5 separate regions of the Mus musculus genome follow, and regions 1, 3, 4 and 5 are each linked to region 2. The links are chromatin loops, found by intact Hi-C in ENCODE. Cell type or tissue: heart. All regions are shown on one strand.

Region 1 (5,000 bases), 110 kb before region 2:
TCTGGCAATTTGCTTTGTCATTGTTTATCAGAAGCCCTAACTATGCCTATTAAAAAGGAACAACTTTATTACATACACCCAGAATCCCAGCTTTGCCTCTGCAAAAAGCAGCAGTGTGGGGACAGCAGAGAGGTTACAGAACGAATGAAGAAGAGTCACATGTTCATCCCAAGAATGGTTTTAGGCACCTTGAACCTAAGAGAACTTCCTGCTGACACGTTGTGTTGAAACCTGGAAATTTCATGTTGAAACACAAGAGAACAGTGTGTCCAGCCTGCTTACCTGATCTAAGACATCAACATCATGCCGAGCACTTAGTAAGCTGTTCACGACTGCGGGGCGGTTGTTGATAACTGCTAGGTGAAGAGGGGGCTCCTTAGACTGCAGAAAGAAAAGCACCAAGCTTCAGCATTCAAATCCCTGATCTCTGAGAGTTACAACAGTCCACCCAGTGTCAGATCCACAGGAAGCCCTGACCAGTCACCACCATCTGCAGGCTGCCTGTCACTCTGGGCAGACACAACAAGCACCTACTAAGGGCCAGGCTCTTCAGGGCCTAAAGATTTATCTTTTTAACGAAGTGACACAGCTATTTAGTTTCAAAGTTTAAGTGATTTAGAGGAAACGTCAACGGTGCTGGGGTGGCATGTACGTCGAGGGAGGACCAACCCTTCTGGAAGCTAGAAAAGGCTTCCTTGAAGAAATGACAGCTGAGCTCAAACACAGATAAGGACGTGTTAAGAAGGCTCAACTGAGGACTTCTCGAAGCCTTCAGAGAGCCAAAGGACAAAAGGAGTGGCCACAGAGGAGGAAATGTATACACGGCATTTCCTGAACAGATGTGAGCTGCAGGAAGTTCCCTAGATCCATGGCAGGGCGGTGTCCCTGCTTACGTGGGCCTCGGGGCTCCTCTGCGGAGTCTACCCATGGTGGGCTGTGACTAGTCTCAACAGCCTGCTCCTTCATCCCCTCACCCCACCTGGACCTCCTGATCCCTCCCCCTTCTTCCCACCCTCCCCTCTCTATCTCAGACCATCAGACACAGTCCATCACCATACTCTGTCTCAAACGTCCCTGCCATCTCACCTCCACCCAGTCACACTGGCTTGTGGAGCTCTCTGGGAGGAAAGAAGGCAACTCAGGACTGAGGAAGAAGCAATGTACTAAGGGAGAGGGGCAAATGAGTAGGGGAGAGTCAGGAAGTTGAGGACGGGAGTAGGTAGGAGGGGCGAGCAGACAGGGGTGAGTGCTGGCCTGAGTTTCTGGGGACAGAGTAGAGAGGAAGGATGCATGTAAAGGAAGCTGGTTGGGATAGCCTACAGCTCCACTCCAGTGCAGAGACAACGTCCGTCGGGAATAAGCATCAAGCCCACTCCACGAAGCCTCATGTGGTACTAACTAAACACTCAGCACCCCACATTTACCCTGGGGGGGTGACACACACCTTTGATCCCAGTGCTTAGGAGACAGAGGTAGGCAAATCTCTAAGTTCAAGGCCACCCTCATCTTTAAGAGTTCCAGGACAGCCAGAGCTACACAGAGAAACCTTATCTTAAAACAAAACCAAAAACAAACAAGCATTAGGCTAAGCAGGTGAAGTAGCCCAGGCCTGCAATCCCCGCACTCTCAAGACAGAGAGAGGAGAGAAGATCTCAAGTGCCAGGCCAGTCAAGGCTCCATAGGGAATGTCAGGCTAGCTTAGACTACACAGTGAAACTCTGGCTCAAAACCAAGCAGAAAACAACAGAAGGTTAAATAAGTCATCCATGGGAACCCTAGGAGCTGGGCCTTATATCCCCGACTTTATACACAAACAGATCAGTAACTCTGTTAATAACAGGGAAGAGGCAAAGACAGGGCCTGAGCACAGACTTCCCAGTTCTCTCCATTTGCAGAATAGACTGGAGATGAGGGGCAGGAAAGGCTGTATGATATGGCTGAGTGAGAGGCCGTCTGGCAGGGAGCCAGGGGATAAGGAGGCACTGTGAGCATCTGTGGGGGTAACCTGAGAGCTAAGAAGCTGAGAAGCTCTGCTCTGCTTGGAAATCAGCTTCTCCCACCAAGCACAAAGCAAGAGCAAAGACACAGCATCCTTCATCTCCAAGGGGTCGGAGGTCTGGCCAGGGCCACCCGCCTTGCTGGGGCCCAGCTTCTCCCGGGGATGAAGAAACCTCCTTGGCCTGAGCTAGGTAAACACAGAGCCAATCCCTCTAAGTCCATGCTCTAAAAACTTATCAGGCATGGCTCAGGTCATATCCCTCCTTTCAAGTCGGTGCCATAAATAGAAATGGCTTGGCACAGCCAGAGGAAATAATATTCACAGAAGAGAGGAAAATAGAGTGGGAGATAGATAGAGGGATTTTTCTTGTCGGATTCCAGCACAGAGCGCCTGTGTTTGTTCTGCCAAAGTCAGTCGAAACTTCAGAAAAACCTCAGTCAGTAATAAGGGATTGACTTTGAAATAAACCACAAGATCATTCTGAGATGGGGCAATGGTCCATTTTCTTAACATCCCGAAGTGGCGGCAGCCGCAGAGGAAGCCGGAATTTCCCAGACAGATGAGATTTCTACAGGAGTCAAGGCACCTCCAGACACCTGAGACTTACTGCAGCCTATCTGACTCTTTTAAAAACAAAGATTTTGTTTTGTGCAGGGAAAATTTACCCCTTGGACTTTATTTCTCATGATTAAGATTAAAAACAAAAAAAGCCAATGTTCCCCCTAAAAGAAGCCTTTCCTTGTGAAATATCTCATCTCCAGCGTGTCTCTGCCTGGAGCACTTGAACATCCAGCCTTACAGCCCGCCCCCCCCCCCCCCCCCCCCGCACCCAATCCCGTATTGACTGGACTCACTTCCTTCTGCTGCTGCAAATCAGCATTCTCACCGAGAAGAAAGTTGACAAGGGCTGTGTGGCCGTTCCGGGTCGCTGTCTGCAAGGCACTGACATTGAGCTGCAGTGAACAGATGGGGGAGGGGAGGGGATCCCGTTACTGTCCGCATGCGGTTGGTGATTTGGTACAATTATTTAAAGAAAGGAATCCAACGTATTTCTGATCAAGCTAAAGCCTATCATTTTGAAGTGTCCTCTATTGCCATGTGATACGGCCTGACTGGGTCTCCAAAACTCCTCATCCTGATGTGATGAGAGGTGGAGGAGAAACCACTGTGGGCGATCTGCCCCTCTTTAAGCCATGGGAAGACCCAACAAATGGCTTCCAGGAAAGCTGGTGAAGTGTCCTCACCAGTCCCTGACCCTGCTAGTACCCAGGCTGTTTCCAGTCTCCAACTAGGAGAAATAAATGCTTGCTGCTTAAATCACCCAGCTTTGCCGTTTGTGGTTGTTGTTCGTCGTCGTCGTCATTACCACAGGAGCCTAACCTAAGACACTGAGACACTATGACTCAGGTACAGGTGAGTTACATCCCTGCTTCCAGACTCAAGTTTACCACTGTGGTCCCCAGCAAATCCTTTCCTTGAGTTAAAATAGGTGAGTGGCATTGGCCTAAAAAGAAAACAAAAACAAACAAACAAAAAACAAAACCCACAAATGCCCTCAGTGGTATCTGGCTCCTGCCTTTGTTCCAGGCTCTCCCAGGAATGGCTTCAAGGCTTGGCAGGAATTCCACCTATGCAAGGCATTGCTTTTTGGTCCTTTTGCCCGACTCCTTTTGTAACTCTCAGTCACTCCTACTGCCCCTTGCCACTCTCTGGGGCCTACGCATCTTCACTTAGTGCCTGAGCTAAGTGGCACTCAGCTCAAAACTGTGCTCTGCTCTTGGTTAGCCTCCAGTCAGCCTCCAAGCAGCCTACCGTGAGAACTGACAACAATACAAGCCAATGCATTAGTAACTGCTGATTATAAGGTTGCCATAAAATATAGCCAGGTCCTCCAAATAAGGACATTTTTTGAGAACTGCGTCCCCCAAGTGGCTAAGTTAGTATCCCCTGGCCTACTTAACATTCCTCTATCAACAGCTAGGACTCATTTCTTTATTCCCTTGAATCTAGGTGGACTTGCAACTGCTTTGACCAGTGGATATGGCAGAGATGATAAGGAGTCAGTTCCAGGCAGGGCCCCTTGCTAGCCTAGCAGCTTCCACCCCCTTCCTCTCTTGCTTCTGATTCTTGTTTTACTTCCTCTTGGGGCCAGCTGCCAAGCTACCCAAGGGCAACCCTTACATAGAGGCCAGATAGCTGGCAACAACTTCCAAGGAAGTAAATGAGCCATCTTGGATATCTAGTTCAAATAAAACTTTACATGACCAAAAACCCTACTCAAACTCTGACTATAATCATGTAAACACGCGTAAAGAAGGATTATTACAGATGAGCCTAGTCAACCCACTGTGAAAGTTTTCAGAATCAAAATAGACTTCCTTTTTTGATCAGTCCAAATAAATGAATAGATTTATGAATACCAGGAGGTTCTAAAAGAGAGGTCTGGTGTACATATAACTATTGACAAGCATTGCCCTAGTTACTTTCCACTGCTGTGACAAGACACGATTACCAAGGCAACTCATAGAAGAGTTTATTGGCTTAGGTGAGTCCCTGACCATCACATCAGAGAGCACGGCAGCAGGTAGGCAGACATAGCATTGGAGCAGTAGCTGAGAGCTTATGTGTTGATGCAACAACCACGTGGCAGAAAGAGATAACTGGGAAAGGTATGGGCTTTTACACCTCTTACAACAAGCCACACCTCCCAATCCTTCCCAAACAGTTCCACCAGCTGGGGACTAAATATTGAAACCTATAAACCTACTGGGAAAAAAATAATCCTAGAAGTTGGAAAAAAAATGGCTCAACTCTTGAGAGCATGTTCTGCCCATGCAGAGGATTTGAGTTTGGTGCCCTGCATCTACGCAGGTGGTTCACAATGCCTGTAAGTCCAGCTCCAGAAACCAGACATCCTCCTTTGGCATCCGTGTGCAACTGCACTCACATGTGCATACCTTGTCAAACGTGCACACATATACATGCCTATAAATGTTAAAAA
Region 2 (5,000 bases):
CCAGGACACACACCAGTTGCCTAGGATTGCGACTACAACTCCCAGGAGGCTGCGCGGCGGACGGAGCGCCAGCCTTCCCAGAATGCAGCGCAGCGGCTTCCCTGTTCAGCTTTCTCCTCTCCCGGCTCCGCCTCCTTCCCTACCCGTCGTCACCCGGGAGGGCCGGAGGTAGGGAGCGTCGCGAGCCGCCGGGAGGGGCCCGGGGCGGGGTGGAGGGAGGATGGGAGGACGGAGGGGAGGGAGCTGAGAGAGGAGGGAGGGTAAATAGTGGACCCGGCAGGAAGATGGCGGCTGTAGCGGAGGTGTGAGTGAGTGGATCTGGGTCTCTGCCGTTGGCTTGGCTCTTCCCGTCTTCCTCCCCTCCTCCCTCCCTGACTGAGGTTGGCATCTAGGGGGCCGAGTTCAGGTGGCGGCGCCGGGCGCAGCGCAGGGGTCACGGCCACGGCGGCTGACGGCTGGAAGGGCAGGCTTTCTTCGCCGCTCGTCCTCCTTCCCCGGTCCGCTCGGTGTCAGGCGCGGCGGCGGCGGCGCGGCGGGCGCGCTTCGTCCCTCTTCCTGTTCCCTCACTCCCCGGAGCGGGCTCTCTTGGCGGTGCCATCCCCCGACCCTTCACCCCAGGGACTAGGCGCCTGCACTGGCGCAGCTCGCGGAGCGGGGGCCGGTCTCCTGCTCGGCTGTCGCGTCTCCATGTCGGATAACCAGAGCTGGAACTCGTCGGGCTCGGAGGAGGATCCGGAGACGGAGTCCGGGCCGCCTGTGGAGCGCTGCGGGGTCCTCAGCAAGGTGAGCTGCCCCGCGGGGACCGTGGATCCGCTGCCGGGACTCACCTGCCGCGAGGCGAGGGGGAGCCGCTCGGGACCTGGGGTGGGGCTGGACTGGAGGCACCGACTGTCCCGGGGCGGGGGCTGCGGAATGTGCTGGGGTGCGGGGCCGAAAGGTCGTCTTGGAATGAGTGCCTGGCCAGGGATGGGATAGGAGGTGCTTGGGACTGTCCTTACCGCTAGCCCCCCAATTCCTGGATCCTGTCAGCTTTGGCGGAGGACCTTGGAAAGCTTGTATTAAATCCGTGATCTAGTTCGGGAGGCAAGGTGCATCTGGTAACTTGGAACCCAAGGCCGCAGCTGTCTGGGGTGTAGGAATCTGGGTTGGGCAACCCGTGGTGTCTGAAGAAGTGCTGGGCAGGAGGGCGGTGAAATCGACCTTTCAGACTGTATTTTGGAGGCCCCTACCAGAATGGGGGCAGGTGCTGTTCGGCTCTTAATTGGTGTAACTTAGGCAAACCAGTTGACTGGGTTTGGCCTTGAAATCTGAGATAGTAAACTTTGAGGTGTGAGTGATCTTTGGTGTAGGAAGCGTGTGCGGCACTTTTGTACCTTACCCCCTCCTTGTCCAAGTTCAGAAAAGAGCTATTGAATTGGCAAGCTGTGGATAAGAAATATTAATAGTAAGTTGGAACGTGTCAGAAGGAAGACCGACCTTTAGTTCAGGAAAAGGAGCGTTATTTAGTAATGCAGTATTTGTACAGAAAGGAAAGACATTTTTTGTTTTGTTTTGCCTCTGTACTTTTAAAAGCACCGTTTCAGCTTTCTTTCTTTCTTTCTTTCTTTCTTTCTTTCTTTCTTTCTTTCCTTTAAGCCTAGATAGAATTTATAGGGCTGGAAATAAGTGATCTTGTTAATATTTCACAGTGTGTTGTATTTTACGTTTTTGTTGTGGGAAGACTCAGTCTTTATGACTTCCCAGTCCTTTCCTGTTAAACTTTAAGAAATGCTTAGAGCAAGCAGTTAGTTTCCAGAGGGAGAATCAGGGCTGGTCCCTTAACAAGCTGGTCATAAGATACTAAGTCATGTGCTAATGCCCATTAAGAAATCATTCTGCTTCTAGTGTTCTTGAACATCATTTCTGGAATTGTCTGAAATTTAGGCTATTAAAGTATCTACAGTGTCCTAGATTGAAAAGGCCTGGGATAGACTTAAGAATGCCAGATGCAAGGCTTCCAAGTGTTAACTTTTATTTACATAGTAGAAAATTATGTTGTATTTAATTCTGTGATTATTTTTGAAATTTTATTGTGATGGTTTCAGTATTGCATCTTTATAATTTAAGAATCTACTAAACACATTGTGTAATACATTTGCATTTTCTCTTTTTAAGATTTGTTTATTTATTAAAGATTTATTTATTATTACACATAAGAACACTGTAGCTGTCTTCAAACATACCAGAAGAGGGCGCCAGATCTCATTACGGGTGGTTATGAGCCACCATGTGGTTGCTGGGATTTGAACTCAGGACCTTCAGAAGAGCAGTCAGTACTCTTAACCACTGAGCCTTCTCTCCAGCCCCACATTTGCATTTTCAAATGGTTATAAAATGGGTTCTTTGTCTCTCCTGATTTTGATAGTCTCAATTCATTGTCATTAGATGAGAACCAGACTGCCGTATTAGTTTTTTGTTCAAGTATTTTATGAAGCAAGTTACACTTTTGACTTGTTTGTTTGAGACAGGGTTTCCGCTGTCTAGCAATAGCTGTCCTAGAACTCACTTTGTAGACCAGGCCGGCCTTAAACTCACAGAGATCCACCTGCCTCTGCTTCCCTAATGCTGGGATTAAAGGTGTGGACCTCTGATGCCCGGCTTATTTTTGACTTGTTGATCATCACTTTTTGGATGTTGAACGATTGTAATGACCAATTAATAAAAAGTCATAAGCTCTGTGACCTACTATTGTACAGAGCAGTGTATGAAGTATAATGTGAATCTGAACCTGGGACATGACAGAGTTGTGTTTACTTAATCCTAGCACCTAGGTTGCTGAAACAGGAGGATTGCAAGTTTCAAGCCAACCAACCTACCTATCTACAAAAGGCTTTGTCTCGCAAAATCATTTTTAAAGTAGGATCCTATTTGGCTATGTCCGTGAAAGGGGAGTTGTTTTAATTTTGACTGTTTGTATATATACAACCAACAGTAGTAAAACTTTATTAACAGCTGTAAAGAAAAATTTCCTAAAATTTAAGAATTTATGGGAGGCAGAGGCAGGTGAATATCTGTGAATTCCAGGCCAGCTGATCTACATAGTGAGTTCCAGGACAGATAGAGCTACATAGTAAGACCCTGTCTTGAAAAAAAAATATGTGTATATACATGCATATATATAGTTCTATATGTGTGTGTGTGTATAATTATACCTAATGTTTTACAGAGATTTTTATTTTATATGTGTACATGTTTATGTATGCATATGTGTACCCCTGCTTGGAGACCAGAGATTTAAACTGAGTGCCTTTCTCAGTCTTCTGCCTTGTTCTTCTAGACAGGGTCTCTCACCAATCCTAAAGCTTGCCATTTAGCTAGACTGGTTTTAGTCAACAAGCTCCAGAGTTCCTCCTGTTCCACCTCCCCATTCCTAAGATGATAAGCATATGCCACTACTGAGCCTGGAGTTCTTCTGTGGATGTTAGGGACCAAACTCAAAGTCTTCATGCTTGCTTAGCAAGTGCTTCACAGTCATATGTCTAGTTTCTATTTTCTAAAAGTTGCTTTGTTTAGTTTTGGACATTGTTAGAGAGCAAACCCAGTGGCATCACGAATGCTAGGCCAGTATTCTGCTGTACTATGTATGGCTGCAGCCCCAGTAAAGGAACCTTATACTGAATAAGTCCATGCACACTGGATGATGCATGCTTTTAAGATTAAAGTCTTTTGAAATTTGAACCCTCTGTTATTTACCTGATAATTTAAGCAAGAGTTAGTTTTCAACATCTGTTCTTTTCCTTTTGATGAATTATGTAGATAAGTTCTAATATTAATCCATTTTCTTTATTGTTTCGTAAACTGGAATGGGTTTGGAATTGACTGGACTGAAATTTGTATCAAAAATAGGCCAATCCAAAACTTTTTTCCTTCCTTTCACATGGTAGTCAAATACCTCTGAGACATAGTTTTGTTTTGTTGTTGGTTTTTTGTTTTGTTTTGTTTTGTTTTTTTTGTTTGTTTTTCAAGACAGGGTTTCTCTGTATGGCCCTGGCTGTCCTAGAACTCACTCTGTATACCAGGCTGTCCTCGAACTCAAAAATCCACCTGCCTCTGCCTCCCGAGTGCTGGGATTAAAGGCGTGCACCATAGTTCTTAATCACGTCAGTTCCAGAAATACTTGATAAGTAGTAATTCCATGTAGTTATGAAATATAAGATAGAAAATGGTTGAGGAAGGTTCATACCTTGCCATGTAAGAGAAACTAAGCCTGGGTAAATGAGACCTTAGCCAGCTCTCCACATGATTGCCTTACATCACCATGAACTTGTTAGTTGCTTACTGGCTGTCTTGCTTGAGAGCTATGTACTTCTGGCTGGCATAGAACTTGCTCTTAAGCAAAAGCTAGCCTCAAACTTACAGGGATTCCCCTGACTCTTGTCTTCTGAATGCTGGGATTCAAAGTATGGACCAGCTCTTCTGGCTCTTTATCTTGAGATAGAGCTTTGTTATGCGGGCCAGACTGGCCTCTAACTCACAACCCAGCTCCCAGAGCTTCAGAACGGTCGGTTGCATGGACATGGCTCTGTGAATCCATCCCACATGCTGTCCTTAACATAAAACCTTTTATTAAATGAATATTCAATAGCTCTCCGTTGGGTACATATATTATTTTGTGTGGACATTTTGGATCTGACTCTTTTTGTTGTCATTGTCGTTGTTGAATTTGTGATCGCCAAACTTAGCAACATAAAAGGACTCTGTTTTCTTATACTATCTAAGATGCAATCCTTGTTAACTTGATGAGTGGAACCAAATATGGGCAGAAAAAAAAAGGCAAAACCCTGCTTTCTTGGTTATAGTAATAGCAAATATTTATTGAGTTCTGAAGCTTATGTCATTTGTTGGTTCTGCTATAAGAAAATAATATAGATTATAAACACATAGCAGAGTTCCTCTTTTACCTTAGGTTCTAGAGAGAGAGATTGATGGATAAGCTTCCTTATCTGTGCATAATTATGCCT
Region 3 (5,000 bases), 130 kb after region 2:
CTTGCCACTCTTCCCTGCACGTACATTGTCTTTTTTTATTATTATTAAATAATCTGAGGGGAAAAAATTACACAAAATCCTGTTCCACAATCCAACCAAGCACAGAGAACCACACCTACCTGGAACTACAAACTGAGCAGTGTTACAAAGGTATGTCAAAAGTAACCGTAATTATAAACTTGTCTCTCAGGAGCACCTCCCATTTCTCTGTGACTAGGCAAAGTGACACCGGTGTAGCAGTTTATGAAAGCTCGGAAGGTCCCTTTTCTGCTGCGCTGCAATAAAAGAACTTGCCTACTTATCCAAATACAGTATACAGCAAACATTTCACAGACTCCTCAAATGGCTGAAAATTTAAACTCACCAGACTTAAATTCTAATTCTATCTAGGAATAGAACCACCAACCACTGCCAAGAGACAGGCTTCTCTGAGATTCTTCCAGTCCATTCATTCTTCCGGTAGTACACAACCCACTCTTTGATTAGAAAATATCTACACTGATATGTGCAGGTTGTCCCTTTGAGGGTAAGACCCCCTAATCCTACACTGTAGCCACGTCTAATCCCAACAGGATGAACACTCAGCATTCTTAACCTACCCATCCATCAAAGGGGGCCATCATCACCTTGCACAGAAAACAAGTTCTGTACCCAACTTTACCATACATTACCAGTTTCTAAGTCCATCTCCTCTTCATGGTCAAGTTCTCTGACCAAAGTATTAAGTGGAACCATAAAGAACTACTATTTTAAGAACTTAAAAAAAAAAAAAAAAGCACAATTTCAAGATAGATTTAAGGATTCAGAAACTGATCCCAGAATATAGCTCACAGTCTACAAATTAGACAAAAATATAGCAGTGTGAGCAAGCACACCCTTTATCTTGCCTGGTCAAGTTCTAGAAAGGCACTACGACCAAGTAAGCCCACAAAACGCAGCCCAATGTAGATCCAAGACTTTTGCCCTACGATAAATAAAATACAAATAAATCACAAGTAACCAAACAAAATGTATTCCCTACTTCGTGTGATGCTTTAATTGTACACAACGACTTTGTAAGTAAAGAGCCAGTAACAGACGTTTCCTGTGCCTTTACAGGCCTTAGCCCGAAAAGATACAACCTCAAGAGAGGAAAGATTTCCATCTGTCCGCTTTCGATGAAAGACTATTAACTTCGCCCAACCTCAGAAGTCTACTGTTTTACTTGCGAACCTCTAAGGCCATTTTCTTCATTCAAACCAAATAATTCCAATAGGTGCATAAGGTAAATTGACATCAGTATCAATGAGACTACGCCCCTTAGGAGAAAGACTATAACATAAAGGTCGAGAGACCGACTTCGGAGGGCTAGCTGTGCCTGTACAGACCTCGCATCCTCCTCCGGGCCCACTAGGAAGAGCACAACCTGCCGTACCCACGCGGATCGGGTCAATTTGCAGCCTACATCTCCATCACTTTAAAGACGGGTCCTGCCGCAAGGCAGCGCCTGGGCGTGAACCCTTGTTCTCTAGGGCTCCCGCTGTCCCCTCTGCCAGGCACTCGTACACGGATGACCGTGACCGCCGGGTCAGCACAGCGCCCTCCGGACTGAACCCACGGACGCCCCGTCGCTGCACTGGCCCTCAGGCCCACCCGGCCCACGGGTTCCCTGGCCGCCGCCCTGCCGCCGGGCCTCAAGGACGTGTCCTCGCGGTCCCCTCGGTTCGCAGCCGCCTCGTGAGCCCAGGCGGAGCGCGAGACCCGCTGTCCCGCCGGTCCCCAGCGTCCGCCAGCTCACCTCCGGATCTCAATGGAGGCCAAGCCGGCCCAGCTGCCGTCTCCAGCCAACGGAGCCCCGGGCGGAAGGAACTGCGCTTACGCACGCTCCAGGCCGCCAGCGGGCCGCCAATAAGGAAGGATCGTCCGATCCCCTAGCCAATCGTCGGGCGGCTGCTCAGCCTGACGGCCTACGTCACGAACGGTCTCCCTAACAACCGCCCACTGCTCGCACCCGGGCGGAGAACGGGCACCGCACCATCTCTCACCACGGCAGAGCCAACCAATGACGGGTCGGGTCCCAGCATCGCGGCCTTCCTATTGGTCTCCGAGCCGAGGGGCGCCTGCAAGGACGCCGCCCGCGCGGGGAACAGGGGATGCCGCGGGTGGAGTACCCCGAACTCAGAGTTTGACCTGCAGGGTCTTGCCCCCGTGGGAAGACCACGGGAGGCCACCGTGTTAGAGTTGGAGCGTGAACGCGGGTTAAGGTTGAAAAGAAAAAGCCCAGTTAGTAGAGAGATCTGTGGGGAAGTAGTAGAGCTCTGAAAAAAAAAAAAAGAGGAATTTAAAAAAGAAAACGAAATGTGGCAGGGACTTGCAGCCCAAACCCCCTGTGACATACCCATCAGTGCTAATGGCTCCGGCTATCTAGGTCACCTGTCGCACACTGGATTCTTGCTGAAGAGTCCCTCTCCAGTGTCGTCTCTGAATTCCCTCTGCTCTCCTGCTGGCTGAAGGCCTTTATCAAGCCCTTAACTCAAACTTGCAATAACCTCTCCTAACTGGTCTTCCCACTCTCGGGTGCTTACACCTTCTGCTTCTGGCGTTTCTGCTGCAGTAATCTTCCTCTTATGCCATACACCTGCCCCTAAATCAGCCTCCAGTATGGCCCAACCCCATTTCACCTACACAACTCTATCCCTGTGTTAGCCTAGAGTAACTTACCCTTCGATTGTACTGAATCGCTTTTGACACCCCTGCTCATGGTCTTAGTTTAGCCCGGATATACCTACCCACTTTAAATTTTGAAATCCTAATTATACCTCAAGGATCATTCATATGCCACCTCCTTTCCTGATTCTCTCAAACATATGTCATATCTCTCTTCTGAACGCCCATAGCACTTCCGTAATAGTCTATGACTTGTCTTACTGTTTTATGTGGAAATGTCGTAAAGAGAGCAATTGGTACATAACTCCTTTTGTTTTTGTGCGCTCTCTGTTTCTGTGTGTGTGTGTGTGTGTGTGTGTGTGTGTGTGTGTGTGCTGCTGTGCACTACATGTACAGAACAGTGCCCAAGGAATAGCAAGAAGAGGGTGGGGGATCCTCTGGAACTGGAGTTACGTAAGATGGTTGTTAGCTGCCATGTAAGTGGAAACTGAATCTGAATTCTCTGAAGAACTGAAGTGCTCTTAACCGATGAGCCATCTCTTAAAACACTATATGTTCAGTAGTACTTTTCATAAACTAAAAAAGTACCTGGTTAGAGTCTCATCGTTGTTATAAAATAGGGATTGCTCCCATTTCACACAAAGAACATGCTCTAAACAACTTGAATCAATTGGAAAACTAAGATTTCATTCCACATCTAAAGCTGGGCTTCTAGAGTTACCTTCCACTGGCTTAATATAGAGCCTTTGTTCATATCTTTACGAAACACTCCAAAAAGTTTCTTATGTCCAGGGTGTGGTGGTTAGAGCTGGAAGTATAATAATAGACACAGTACACGTGGCACCCACCAAAGTGAAAGCAATTGAAGTGAACAGACTTCTTAAACGGGGCGGTGGAGGAGGGGGGGTGCGGGGGGGGGAGGAAATGGAAAAAGGGCAAGAAAGAAAAGTAAAGAAAGATGTAGGGGAGACAAGGTATAGATAAGTCCAAGAGCCTGGAAACCCTGTCATATTCTTCATGCCTCTAAAAGTCTGACAGGCTAAATGTCTCACATTACAGATTGTAAAAATTGTTACTAATACAGCCTTAAAGGCAAATGTGGTGGTACACGCATGTAATTCTAGCACTGGAAATTTAAGGAAAGAGAGGTCATGAGATTGAGGCCATCCCAGGCTACAAGGGAAAACCATAAATATGCTTAAATTTTTCCTGAAAGGACTACAAAGCTATTGCAGAAAAGATAAAATGAGGTTTGAAAACTTTTGTTCCCAATTTCTTTTTGAGAACTCCAGTAGACATATGAGTTAAAAGCCAAGCAAGAAGTAGCTGTGGGTAGAGTTCAGTAACAGGCTTACCCAACATTTTTGAATTCCTGGGTTTGAGCTCCAACACAAAAAAACAAACAAACACACACACACACACACACACATAATGAAATTCTATCTCATTTTATATTCGTTTTTTTTTTTTTTTTGAGACAGGGTTTCCCTGGCTGTCTTGGAACTCACTTTGTAGGCTGGCCTTGAACTCAGAAATCTGCCTCTGCCTCCCAAGTGCTGGGATTAAAGGCATGCGCCCGGCTTTGATTTCTTTTTTTCTTTGTTTGAGACAGAGTCTCTCCACATAACTCTGGCTGTCCTGGAAGTCACTGTTTAGACCAGGTTGACCTCAAATTCAGAGATTGCCTGCTTCTACCTCCCCAGCTCATTTTATATTCTTAAAACAACCTCAGTCGGTGTCATTCTCAGAATGTATTCCAAAAGAACTATTAGTTTGTCTCACCGAGAATCAGTGCTTTACAAATTGAATTTTTTGGCATGGATTATGTGTAAAGATGGTGACTTATGGCAAAAGGAAAAACAAGAAGATTGTATTTCTCTGTGTTTATTTGTATGTTATTGAGACAGGGTCTCATGTAGCCCAGACTCACCTCAAACTGTCTATGTAGCTGAGGATGGCCTTGAATTCCGGATCCCCTTGACTCCTGAGTGCCGGGATTACAGGTATGCACCACCATGCTCTGTCCTCTCTCTTTCATACACCATGCCCTGCCGCCCCCGATGCCCACACCTCTGCTACAGCTGTGAGTGCTTTGGATGCGCCTATGAACTCCCTTGTCAGCTGTCCTACATGAACAATAGCAGAATCTGCCGTGCTGTGCTTCTCAAGTGGCTAAACTTTAGGAAGGGGACACCTATGTATTATAAATATATACTATATTTATTATATATGTTATATAATATCAGCAACTTGCCTGAGTTCTCAGAGGAGAAATAGCAAAACAGGAATGTGACCTCTGGAACCTGGCGTGATGCTGTTACATAAGCAGGCTGCTTTGTCCAGGACATCTCGTA
Region 4 (5,000 bases), 160 kb before region 2:
AAAATAGCTCATTTCTATTTTCTCTTCATCTGAAAGGATAGAAAACACAGCCCCAACTCCAGCCTCCTAAGAAGCCCTAAATACCACAAATTCCAGACCCTGCTCCCTGCCAGAGTATAGGTAAAAGGCCACACTTCTTGCCGCTCCAGGGCCCTGTTCTCTGTGAATACCATGATTCTGACCTAGTAAGATAACAGGAAAAGAGTTGACTAACCGATTATCTAGCTTCTGTAAACTGCTTGCACCATAGAAGAAAAGATTACACACCGAAACTGCGTTTTGCCTCCCCCGCCCAGGAACCCACGCAAAAGTGAACCACCGGGGCCATAGAAAACTGATTGGGCCAAACCCTCGGGGCACAGGTTTGATGATTTAAAATGATTGGCCTAGAAATTATGGAGTGGTACAAATCGATTGGCCGGCACTATGTGGGCTCTTTGTTGTAACCCCATAAAAGCTGTCACAATTCTGCACTTGTGGCCCACGGTCCTCTAACCCTGAGTGGTGTATGACTGTGGGTACCAGAGTGCTCTTGGGATAAAAATCCTCTTGCAGTTTGCATCAAGATTGTTTCTTGTGAGTGATTTGGGGTGTTGCCTCTCCTGATTCAGAACGTGGGAGAGTCCTCACGTTGTGGGTCTTTCACATCCTTCTTCCAAGTTGTTTTTATCTCTTCTGAAAACCTAAAAATATATCATTTATCTTTGACGTAAAATCTCAAATCTTTCTCTAACTATTCAGTTCAGCCTCCCGCGATGCTCATCCAGCCATGCGATTCGTGTGCAGTTTTTACTTTTGAAATCCCTGCATCACAAGCTGTTGTTCATTATCCAGCTACAGGAGCCAAATCAATGAGCTCCCGTTTCAGTGAGAGACCATGTCTCAAAAAATAAGATGTGGTATAACCGAAGAGGACACCTGACATTGACCTCTGGCCTCCACACACAGTAGCACACATACAAAGATGAGGAAGAAAAAACTGGATTACAGTGGCAGGGGTCTGCTAGCATTTCCTCTAGGCTCTGCCCAACAGTTACCTAGCAATAACCAGGTACCAGCCTAGCTTCAAATGCTCTCTCTCTCTCTTTCTCTCTCTCTCTCTCCCCCTCCCCCTCCCTCCCTCCCTCCCTTCCTCCTTCCTTCCTTCCTCCCTCCCTCCCTCCCTCCTTCCTTCCTTCCTTCCTTCCTTCCTTCCTTCCTTCCTTCCCTCCCTCCCACCCTCTCACATGTTCCCAGCTGGCCTCTCTCCTCTTCTCCTCTTCCCCTCTTCCTCTCTCCTCTCTCTGTTCCCCTTTCTCTGCCTCTACCCCCTCCCCCAGGTCCCAAATAAACTCCCTTTTATACTTGGCCTGTCACATGGGTTGGTTGTTCTGGGGGACACCTTGGCAGGGCCCGTTGAAATGCTCCCTTCCACCACCCCTGCCACCACCTCTGCCACCACCACCCCTGCTCCTTTTATAAAACACAACAGGGTCACCATGTAGTATTCAACTGAACAACAATTATTAGAACGAAGTATAAAATTATTTCTAGTGGTAGTAATTTGTCTTTTAAAATAAGCTTAGGGGAGGAAATCAACACAGCTAATGCCAACAAAAATTTTTTGTGATCTTCTTCGTTATCATTCAAATATAAGAGCCAGTGAAATGGCTCAATGGGTAAAAGCACTTACCACCAAGCCTTATGACCTGCGTTCAACCCCCAAGTCAGGTCACACGTGGTGAAAATAGAGACTATTTCCCCTCACCACACACACACACACACACACACACACACACACACACACAGAGAGAGAGAGAGAGAGAGAGAGAGAGAGAGAGAGAGAGAGCATAACTTTTAAAAGATAATAAAAGTCTAACTCTTGACAAACAGAAGTAGGTGAGGCTGCAGCTGTGCCACTTCCGTATACAGAAAAAAGAAAGTGACATCATGTAGGTTACAAAAGGGGTGGGGGGGATCGAACAGATTATTCTTTTCTAGTCTGGGGTCCGAAATGTCTGTTTTAATATATTAACTCATTTTATCTCCCTAGACCGTATTATGTGGGTAGCATTACCGAAGGTGTTAATGAGTACTTACTAAAGCCAAGTTTTAAGTTGTAATTGTGTTCTGTCTTTTAAGGTCGCGATATTCCACCAAAAGTTTCTGTTTGCAGCTTACAGCAGTTAGGTCATCAGTAAAACTTAGGCTGGTTAGACTCAGTCATGTTGGTTTAAAGTAGCTGCCAAGGGCTACTTTGGGAATTATCTGTTGGGTCTGTGATAGTAAACAATTTTACAGTATTAAATTACGTTGCTATGGATTTAGAAGTGAATTACACTGGATTCTCCCTGTTTAGCCTTCTGTATTTTATTTTAGCTGAGATGTCACCAAAGTTAGGATCTATGTTTAAATTTTTGAATACCCCACACAGAATAAACCAAGGGAAATGCCCTGGAGTTGCAAGTCAAAAACAAACAAACAAGCAAACAAAAAACAAAAAACTTAGGCTGGCAGTTTGTTATACCCTCATCCTCATAATTACATTATTCGTTAAACTCCCTAACCCAAAACTAAAGAAATCAATAGAGGGCATCGGACATTTGTGTTTTTAAGAGAGCAGCTGCCGGGCCAGTGGCCTTGCGGCCTGTTATCTGTGCATGAAACGAAATCTCGAGGCTTTATGCCTATGTCATCCTCATTGTTGAAAATAAACAGCACTCAGCTTTCACAGATTTGCGAAGATAATTAAATTTGTCTGCAGTGCCGCCCCGTAGTAGTCCTCAGGCACAGAGCAGCACCGAGCATGCGCTCTGTTCTGGGAACTCTGGGCCGGCTTTTGCCTGTAAATCTCCTACTTCCGGCTTGTCCCGCGGAGATACCTTGGGCTCCGCCCACTTACCACGGACCAATCAAGTTTAAGATTGCTGAAGCTGTGGACCAATAGTTAGGGCTGTCTTTCATCAGGGCCCTCAGTTTGAAACTGTCAAGTGGCTGCTAGGGGAGCCGCTGTGCTTGCTTTGGTTGCGGCGGCGACGCCGTCTGTCGCAGCGAGTCAGGAGCCGAGGTTTCGCCGAGACGGTGGATCCCGGTGGCGGCGCCCAGGCCGGTTCCTCCCTGGCAGGATTGGGAGCATCGTCCCTGGAGGTGCCAGAAAGAGAAGACACAAGTGATGCGAACTAAGTAGGTCCTGTTCTTTAGGACGTGGGGACATAGCCAAACAGAACGTTGTTTTTTATTAAGAAAGAATTAGATTTAAATGGGGCCGGATTGGAGGATGGTGAAAGAAAACTTGGAAGGGCCTGGTGCTCGCCCTCTCTTTGCGTGCAGTTAAGACGGGAGAAGTCACCTTGCGGCCAGCTACACGTTGGTTCGTTCTCCGCCTCTTAGAGATTGCGTTTGAATTCCCCGAGTCCGCTTTTCAGTTAAGTTGTACCAGTAGCAAAGAGAAGCATTCAAAGTATCTTGTGGTTTCAGCTTAGGTTAAAGAGTGCCGAGAATGTAGTGGAATGGTGCGTGTCACCCTCTAAAGCACCATTCTTCTGAACCCAGAAACTGAAGAAATGCTACTGTTTTCGTCTCACGTTATTTCTCCTGCCTGTTTGCAAAGAGCAGGGATAAATGGCAGATAACGTATTTTCCAAAAGTCCGATCGCTTTCTGACCGCAATATGTTTTTAAGAAACAATTTTGGCGTCTGATCATACCAGCTCATTTGTTACTAAAATAATCCACAATTCCCAACTCTGGTTGCCTACCAGGTCTGCAAACAAGTCATAAGGGAAAATGTAATTAAAATTAAAACGGATCAAATTACCACAGTGGTTGATTTGAGACTAGTGAAGTGTTCATTCTTCGATGCAGATCCATGCCTATTTTATCTTCCCTGCATGGCTTAATGAAAGACAGTCACAGCTCAGACTTAGTTTACTTATCCTCTGGAACCATACCAATGCTGAATAAAAGAGAAATTCCCTTTGCACAATTCTGGCTGCACCCTGGCTTTCTATTCTGTGGTTTTCCCTGCATCTCTCCCTTCTTCTTCAGTGTCTTTATCTCAATTGTTTTCTTAGCAAACTATAATTGAGGCCTGCTCCAGGGGCAGCTGAAACTGTCACGGGTGTCAAGGCAGCCTCCTGATCTGCATGCTGGGGGCCTTCCTTGCCCCCTTCTGGCCAGTGACCCTCATACTGCTCTCCACACAATTCCGGTGTTCTGGCTGCCTCCCATCTTTCTCCTGACACTTCACTGTTCCTTAAAAGCTAGCAGTTTTAGGTTCCTCTTCTCAGAGCAGTCCTCTGTTAGGATTATGAACTCCTTTGAAATCATGTTTGAATCTAAAAATCCTTCTAGAAAATACATATGTTTATATTCTAAAAGTGTGTGCAGTTGTGTTTGGTCTGCAGGATAGCAGTTCTTTTACCACAATGGGGAATCCCATCCATCCCCATTTCTTTCGTATTACCCCAAGAGGTCAATGCCTCCTCAGTCTAAATCTCCAGCCTATGCTTGTAATACAGGCAAAGGCACATCCTAGCCATTGTGAATTCCAGTGCTCGGAGCTGGGTGCTGAGTAGCCAACGTAGTCACATAACCGCTATCCTTCTGTAACCACAGAATTCAGCAGATTGATTCCCAGATCCTGCAGATGCCTACATCTACAGATGTTCAAGAGAACTATATAAAATGGCATAGTGTAGCCTATGACATATACCACCCTTCACACTTTAAATTATGTCCACTTTACATAGAACCCTAATATAGTATAAATGCTAGGTAAGTTGTTATTGCACAGAATTGTCTAGGGGATGGCGATAAGAAAAGTCTGTGCATGTCAAGACCAATGTGATTTTAAGAAATACTTTTGGCCCACAGATGAGTAAATCCATAGGAGCCCAGGGATACTGACTCCTGCGTGCCCACAAACCCGATGCTCCAGAGGCAACCTCATGCCGGCACAGCTGGTACTGAACTTGCTGACCTTCCAGTTCCATTGTGCTACCGTCCTTGCTTCGGTGAGTA
Region 5 (5,000 bases), 49 kb after region 2:
AAGATAGCTATGAATGTGGCCCAACACCAAATAGTAAACTTACTTCAAACACATTCTGAGATTTCTTTTGTGGCTTTGTCTTTAACTCATAAGTGGTACCTTTGTAGATGACTGACAGTATCATGATGTCAAAAAGTTGGGCACTGTCTTAGGGTTTTACTGCTGTGATCAGACACCATGACCAAGGTAACTCTTATAAGGACATTTAATTGGGGCTGGTTTACAGGTTCAGAGGTTCAATCCATTATCATCAAGGCAGGCATGGTACAGGAGCTGCCGAGAGTTCTACATCCTCATCTGAAGGCTGCTAGGAGAATACTGGCTTCCAGGCAGCTAGGATGATGGTCTTAAAGCCCACACCCACAGTGACACACCTACTCCAACAGGGCCACACCTTCTAATAGGGCCATTCCCTGGGCTGAGCATATACAAACCATCACAGGCATCCAGGAAGGAAATACCTAAGGTCATCATGAAAACTTGGCAAAATGTTCACAGCATTCATCCTGGCAGTCACTTATTAGGTGTAACTCTACTTTTCAGGCAGTAAAAGAAACAGACAAATTCAACATTATGAAGATTGGCAGGTTTGCTGCATTAAAACACTTCATAGAGCAAAAAAGAACTTGTAGTTGGGAAAATGTTTTCATTTTCTAATAATACCCATTTTATACAGAGAATTTCTAAGACCTAACTACAATATTAAAAACAGTTCAGCAATGGACAAAGGACTTAATGATGATTTTAAGTAGTCTTGAAGGTCAGTGTGTAAGGAGACAAGCTTAGAGCCACAGTTGTAGTTACCACAGTTGAAAGGAGGGAGAAATGCTGTGCTGCTGGTTAACGCATACGGAGTTTCCGTTTCACACGATGAAGTGTCTGGAGTTTGTTGGTACAACAATGTGTGTGTGTGTGTGTGTGTGTATTGAATTGTGCACTTAAAAACATTCATCTTGATTCATATTTCAAAACAGGAATAAACCCACAAACACATGCTAGAGCAAAAGACTTATTTTATTGTATTACTGATATAAAATATTTAAGAGTAAATGAAAAGAGGTTAACATTCTATGCAGTTGTGTATCTGCTGTTAACAAGACCCTATTTAAGTACTGTGGGAAAGGTCAGATGGGAAATGCTGAGATCAACACTATGTAACAAGAAATAAAAGAAATAGATTGCTATTCTTCAGCCTGAGTACACAGGGGAGAAATTGTAGGAGGACAAAATCAAAGTGGTTAGAAACCTGTGCATCAGTCTGTCTCCCAGTCCCCTCGATGAGGATTTTTTTATTCTACCTGTGTAGAGCTTATGGATGGATGAGATACTCAAGGTGGACAAAAAATACTGGTCTTTAAGAGCTTTCGTTTCCTTCATTGACTTGACAGTAGCAATTTGTGACAGTACGTAAGTATGAAGCAGCAGCAGCAGGAGACCCTTGGGATTCTGAACTCTGTGCAGGCCTTGGGTATCAGAATCAGGGTATTACAGCACTTAGCTTGAGATCTGAGGGTCAGGGCCTGCACGGGCTTTTCTTTGTCCTTAGAGTATTTTACCAGCTCTGACTCTCCCTTACCCCTTCCCTTTTGTCTTTCCCTCATTGCCTCAACCCTTTCATTTCCTATTCTTTTCCTGCCCAGTTGCACCTCAGCTGTTGAACTGGTCCCTTGTCAGTCTGCCAGGACTTCCAATACTTTCCAAGCCTTTGTCTAAGAGTCTGGAGTCCATCACCAGGATACCTGGAGGAAATGTTAGAGATGGGCACATGAATCTGGAATTGAATCCCAGATCCTTTTCTAAGCAGTGTTGTGACTCTGAACACAGTGTATAAAGTCCAGTCATACAGTGAGGATAGCAAAGGAGTTAGGAACAACACTCACTGTCCAAAGGAGCCCTACCTCTTTGCCTTTACTGTTGCTTTTCCCATTGTATGATTTTCAGTGATGCTTTCTGGAGTAAATGTGTTAAAACATACTATTTAAAAAGATGTTTGGAGTTTTTTAATTATGTGAGGGTGGGGTATGGCATGTTAGTGCGGTGTCACTGAAAGCCAGAATAAGGTGTTTAGTTCCTGAAGTTGGAGTTAGGATGGTTGTTGACTACTGAAGCATCTGTCCAGCCACTCATATCCATTCTCTCTTAAGATACAGCATCTTGCTTCCTATAAGGTTTGTCTTCTTATAACATGGGTCCCAGACTGATGGATGTTGCAGTTCAGCTGCTTGGGCTTTTTAGAATTTCCATTTCAGAAAAAGTCCTATATTTTGATGTTAATATTTTTGTATTTTCTCTTTTCCCTTAATTTAAATCATGACTAGGTAATTTTTGACACCATATGGAAATGTTTGCCTTTTTCTTTGCTGTATTGCTTGATAGTGATCATTAATAGGAAAAATTATTTAAAGAAAATGCTTTACAATTTTAAATTCAATATTTAGTATATTTATATGCCACTTTTAGGGCTTAGATGATTTAATGATGCAAAATGATAGTTAAATTTATCTTCCATATAGTTAAACTATCAAACTGGCCTAGTAACTTTAAGATAAGTAAGTTTGTAGACAGTTCTACTATTTTATTAAGTTCATAGCTTTGAACTGTGTGATTTAATTATAATATTCTGAAATCTAAAAATCCCAAGCACATAGGATAAAGGAATTAGTCTAAAGGTTAAGATAGTTCTTTGACCAGTAGTAACCCCTGTCAGCTTTCCAGGCATACAATCTGAGTAGTATGCTAATGGCTCCCTCTACTGGACAGAAGAGCAGTTTCAGTTTGTTTGTTTTTTTAATTTTTTTGTTTGGAGGTTTTCGTTTTTGATTTGTTTTTGTCATTGTTTTTCTGTTTTCTTTTTGTAAGGATTGAATGTTTAAATATAATGTAGGCATAATCTCATTACTGTGATATTTAGAGAGAAACCATGTCTTATATATGATATTTGTAACTTGTAATGTATCCCTAGCCAGCTGTCATTTTAAACTCTGGCAAAGTTGAGAAAGAAGAGGTTTGTGTTGCAGGACAGTGAAAGGGGGACTTTTTTTTTTTTAACTGATTCACTTTACATTCCATTCACTGCCTGCCTCCTTGGCACCCCTTCCAACAATACTCACCCCCTTTCCCTTTTCCGAGCAGATAGGGCCCCCTAAGGATCACCCTACCCTGACACATCAAGTGTCTGCAAGGCTAGGCGCGTCCTCTCCCACTGAGGCCAGACAAGGCAGCCCAGCTCAAAGAACGTATCCCACAGACAGGCAACAGCTTTAGGGATAGCCTCTGCTCCAGTTGTTCAAGATCCACCCAAAGTCCAAGCTGCACATCTGCTACATATATGTGGGAGGCCTAGGTCCAGCCCATGTATGCTCTTTGGTTGGTGATTCAAACTCTGAGAGCCCCAAGGGTCCAGGTTAGTTGACTCTGTTGGGCTCCTGTGGAGTCCTGTCCCCTTTGGTCTGCCATCCTTCCCCTGCTCTTCCGTAAGAGATCCCAAGCTCCATCCACTGTTGGCTGTGGGTCTCTGCATCTGTCCAAGTCAGCCGCTGTGTGGAGCCTCTCAGAGCAGCCATGCTAGGCTCCTGCCTGCAGGCATAACAGTATCATTAATAGTGTTAGGGAGTGGTGCTTGCCCATGGGATGGGTCTTAAGTTGGGCTGGTTATTGGTTGGCCAGTCCCTCAGTCTCTGCTCATCCCCTGTGCCTATATTTCTTGTAGACAGGATAAATTTTGGGTTGAAATTTTTGTGGGTAGGTTGGTGTCTGTATTGCTCCACTGGGGTTCCTGCAAGGCTGCAGGAGGTAACCTCTTCAGGTTCCATAGCCCCAATGAGAGGGGGACTCTTTTTTTTTTCCTTTGTATTGAGTCTTTGTGAATTTCACACCATGTCCCCCAATTGCTCTCATCTCCCGGTCCCTCCATGTCCACCCTCTGCCTTGCAGCCTCCCCTGAAAGGGCTGGGAGGTGTCCTAAAGCAAATATTGGGAAAGGAAAGGAAAGGAAAGGAAAGGAAAGGAAAGGAAAGGCCTCCCTTTTGTAACTGGTTATATCTGGGTAGAACTGGGGATTTTCACAATACTCATAGGTAGGTGATTAAAGGTTGTGAGTTCAGCTTCTTTCCTGTGGGAGAATGAGAGAGATGGAAAGACCAGCATTCCTTTCAAGGATTAGCCCTAAAGCAGCACCAGTGAGCGGAACACTGTGTTGTTATAGTGACTGTAATTTCTCCCCATTTTCTTCTACCTCTACCATACTCTTCCCTCAAAAAAAAAAGCAGATATTTCAAATTCAAATTAATGTTGCTTTGATTGTTGTACGCAAAATTACTATTCATTTAGAATTTTTACTTGTCTAACAAAGGTTTTCTTTTCATATTGGCATCTTTGGTAGATTTGACTTGAAAGAAATAGAAAATCAATTTAGAGCACTATGTTTATGTATTAAAGTGGCTGTCTAGCTATTCCTTTAATATGTGACTGTTCTTGATATTTTATTCTACAGCTCTCATTTTTGTTAAAACTATTGCAATTAACAGATCTAGAACAACAAATCTTCATTATTTATATTGAGTAACAATGAAATTAGGATTTGTTCGTTTACTAGACTGATTTTCATAATTTATCATGGAATTTATTTTAGGGAAGTTATTAAAGACAAATACTCTAATCATAATGAACATCCATGTGTTATTCATGATTTAACATATATTACACCAGTATTGTAGTAGAATCTGGTTTTATCATGTCCTTGTCATAAGATGGTATTGCCTGTTTTAAGATACTGGAGCTTGGAGAAAGAGAAGCTCTAGAAGCTGTAGTGTGAGAAACCTTTAGTAAAGCTTTTCCTTGTTTGATAACAAGGCCTTCAAAAGCCTCACTACCATTTACTTCTCTGCCCGAGACTTCTGGGTGTGAGCAAAAACCGAGAAGAGTGGATTCATTTGCATTTCAAGGCCACATTGTTGAATTTTGAATATTTTTAAAATGTCTATAATTTGTATCTTTAAAAT

Evidence for each region. A loop is a pair of places that touch in the nucleus more often than their neighbours do. Peaks named below come from ENCODE experiments on the same cell type or tissue, not always from the same donor. Only the 100,000 strongest peaks of a DNase experiment are listed, where the experiment ranks them.
Region 1: a loop joins it to region 2, with 6 times the contacts of the local background. A loop is called at or near these places in 8 of 42 quality-filtered maps.
Region 3: it touches region 2 in a loop (4-fold over the local background); 2 of 42 quality-filtered maps call a loop at or near these places.
Region 4: a loop joins it to region 2, with 2.1 times the contacts of the local background. A loop is called at or near these places in 4 of 42 quality-filtered maps.
Region 5: a loop joins it to region 2, with 2.4 times the contacts of the local background. A loop is called at or near these places in 10 of 42 quality-filtered maps.

The regions. Positions count from the first base shown.
Region 1 is chr13:96,433,020-96,438,019 of GRCm38, forward strand. Ankdd1b (ankyrin repeat and death domain containing 1B) reads right to left here. Exons shown (of 15, transcript NM_001369169.1): 9 at 2,854-2,952; 10 at 283-381. Among named protein-coding and RNA genes, the nearest start is that of Ankdd1b, 36 kb to the right of the region's middle. In heart, no CTCF peak of the experiment used is centred here; DNase peaks (open chromatin) are centred at 972, 2,152 and 2,922; H3K4me3 peaks cover 1,056 bases; H3K27ac peaks cover 3,052 bases.
Region 2 is chr13:96,542,477-96,547,476 of GRCm38, forward strand. It overlaps Polk (polymerase (DNA directed), kappa), which reads right to left and starts at 103. Exons shown (of 15, transcript NM_012048.3): 1 at 1-103. Cert1 (ceramide transporter 1) reads left to right here and starts at 259. Exons shown (of 18, transcript NM_023420.2): 1 at 259-783. The coding sequence starts at 688. In heart, a CTCF peak has its summit at 2,215 (motif pointing right); DNase peaks (open chromatin) are centred at 165 and 905; H3K4me3 peaks cover 2,011 bases; H3K27ac peaks cover 1,544 bases.
Region 3 is chr13:96,669,034-96,674,033 of GRCm38, forward strand. Hmgcr (3-hydroxy-3-methylglutaryl-Coenzyme A reductase) reads right to left here and starts at 1,903. Exons shown (of 20, transcript NM_008255.2): 1 at 1,778-1,903. In heart, a CTCF peak has its summit at 2,124; a DNase peak (open chromatin) is centred at 1,958; H3K4me3 peaks cover 2,678 bases; H3K27ac peaks cover 2,274 bases.
Region 4 is chr13:96,385,370-96,390,369 of GRCm38, forward strand. It overlaps Poc5 (POC5 centriolar protein), which reads left to right and starts at 2,925. Exons shown (of 13, transcript NM_026173.3): 1 at 2,925-3,162; 2 at 4,854-4,993. In heart, no CTCF peak of the experiment used is centred here; a DNase peak (open chromatin) is centred at 2,902; H3K4me3 peaks cover 1,997 bases; H3K27ac peaks cover 1,280 bases.
Region 5 is chr13:96,591,096-96,596,095 of GRCm38, forward strand. The region is part of intron 3 of Cert1 (ceramide transporter 1); the gene reads left to right. Among named protein-coding and RNA genes, the nearest start is that of Gm46436, 22 kb to the left of the region's middle. In heart, a CTCF peak has its summit at 2,751 (motif pointing left); no DNase peak of the experiment used is centred here.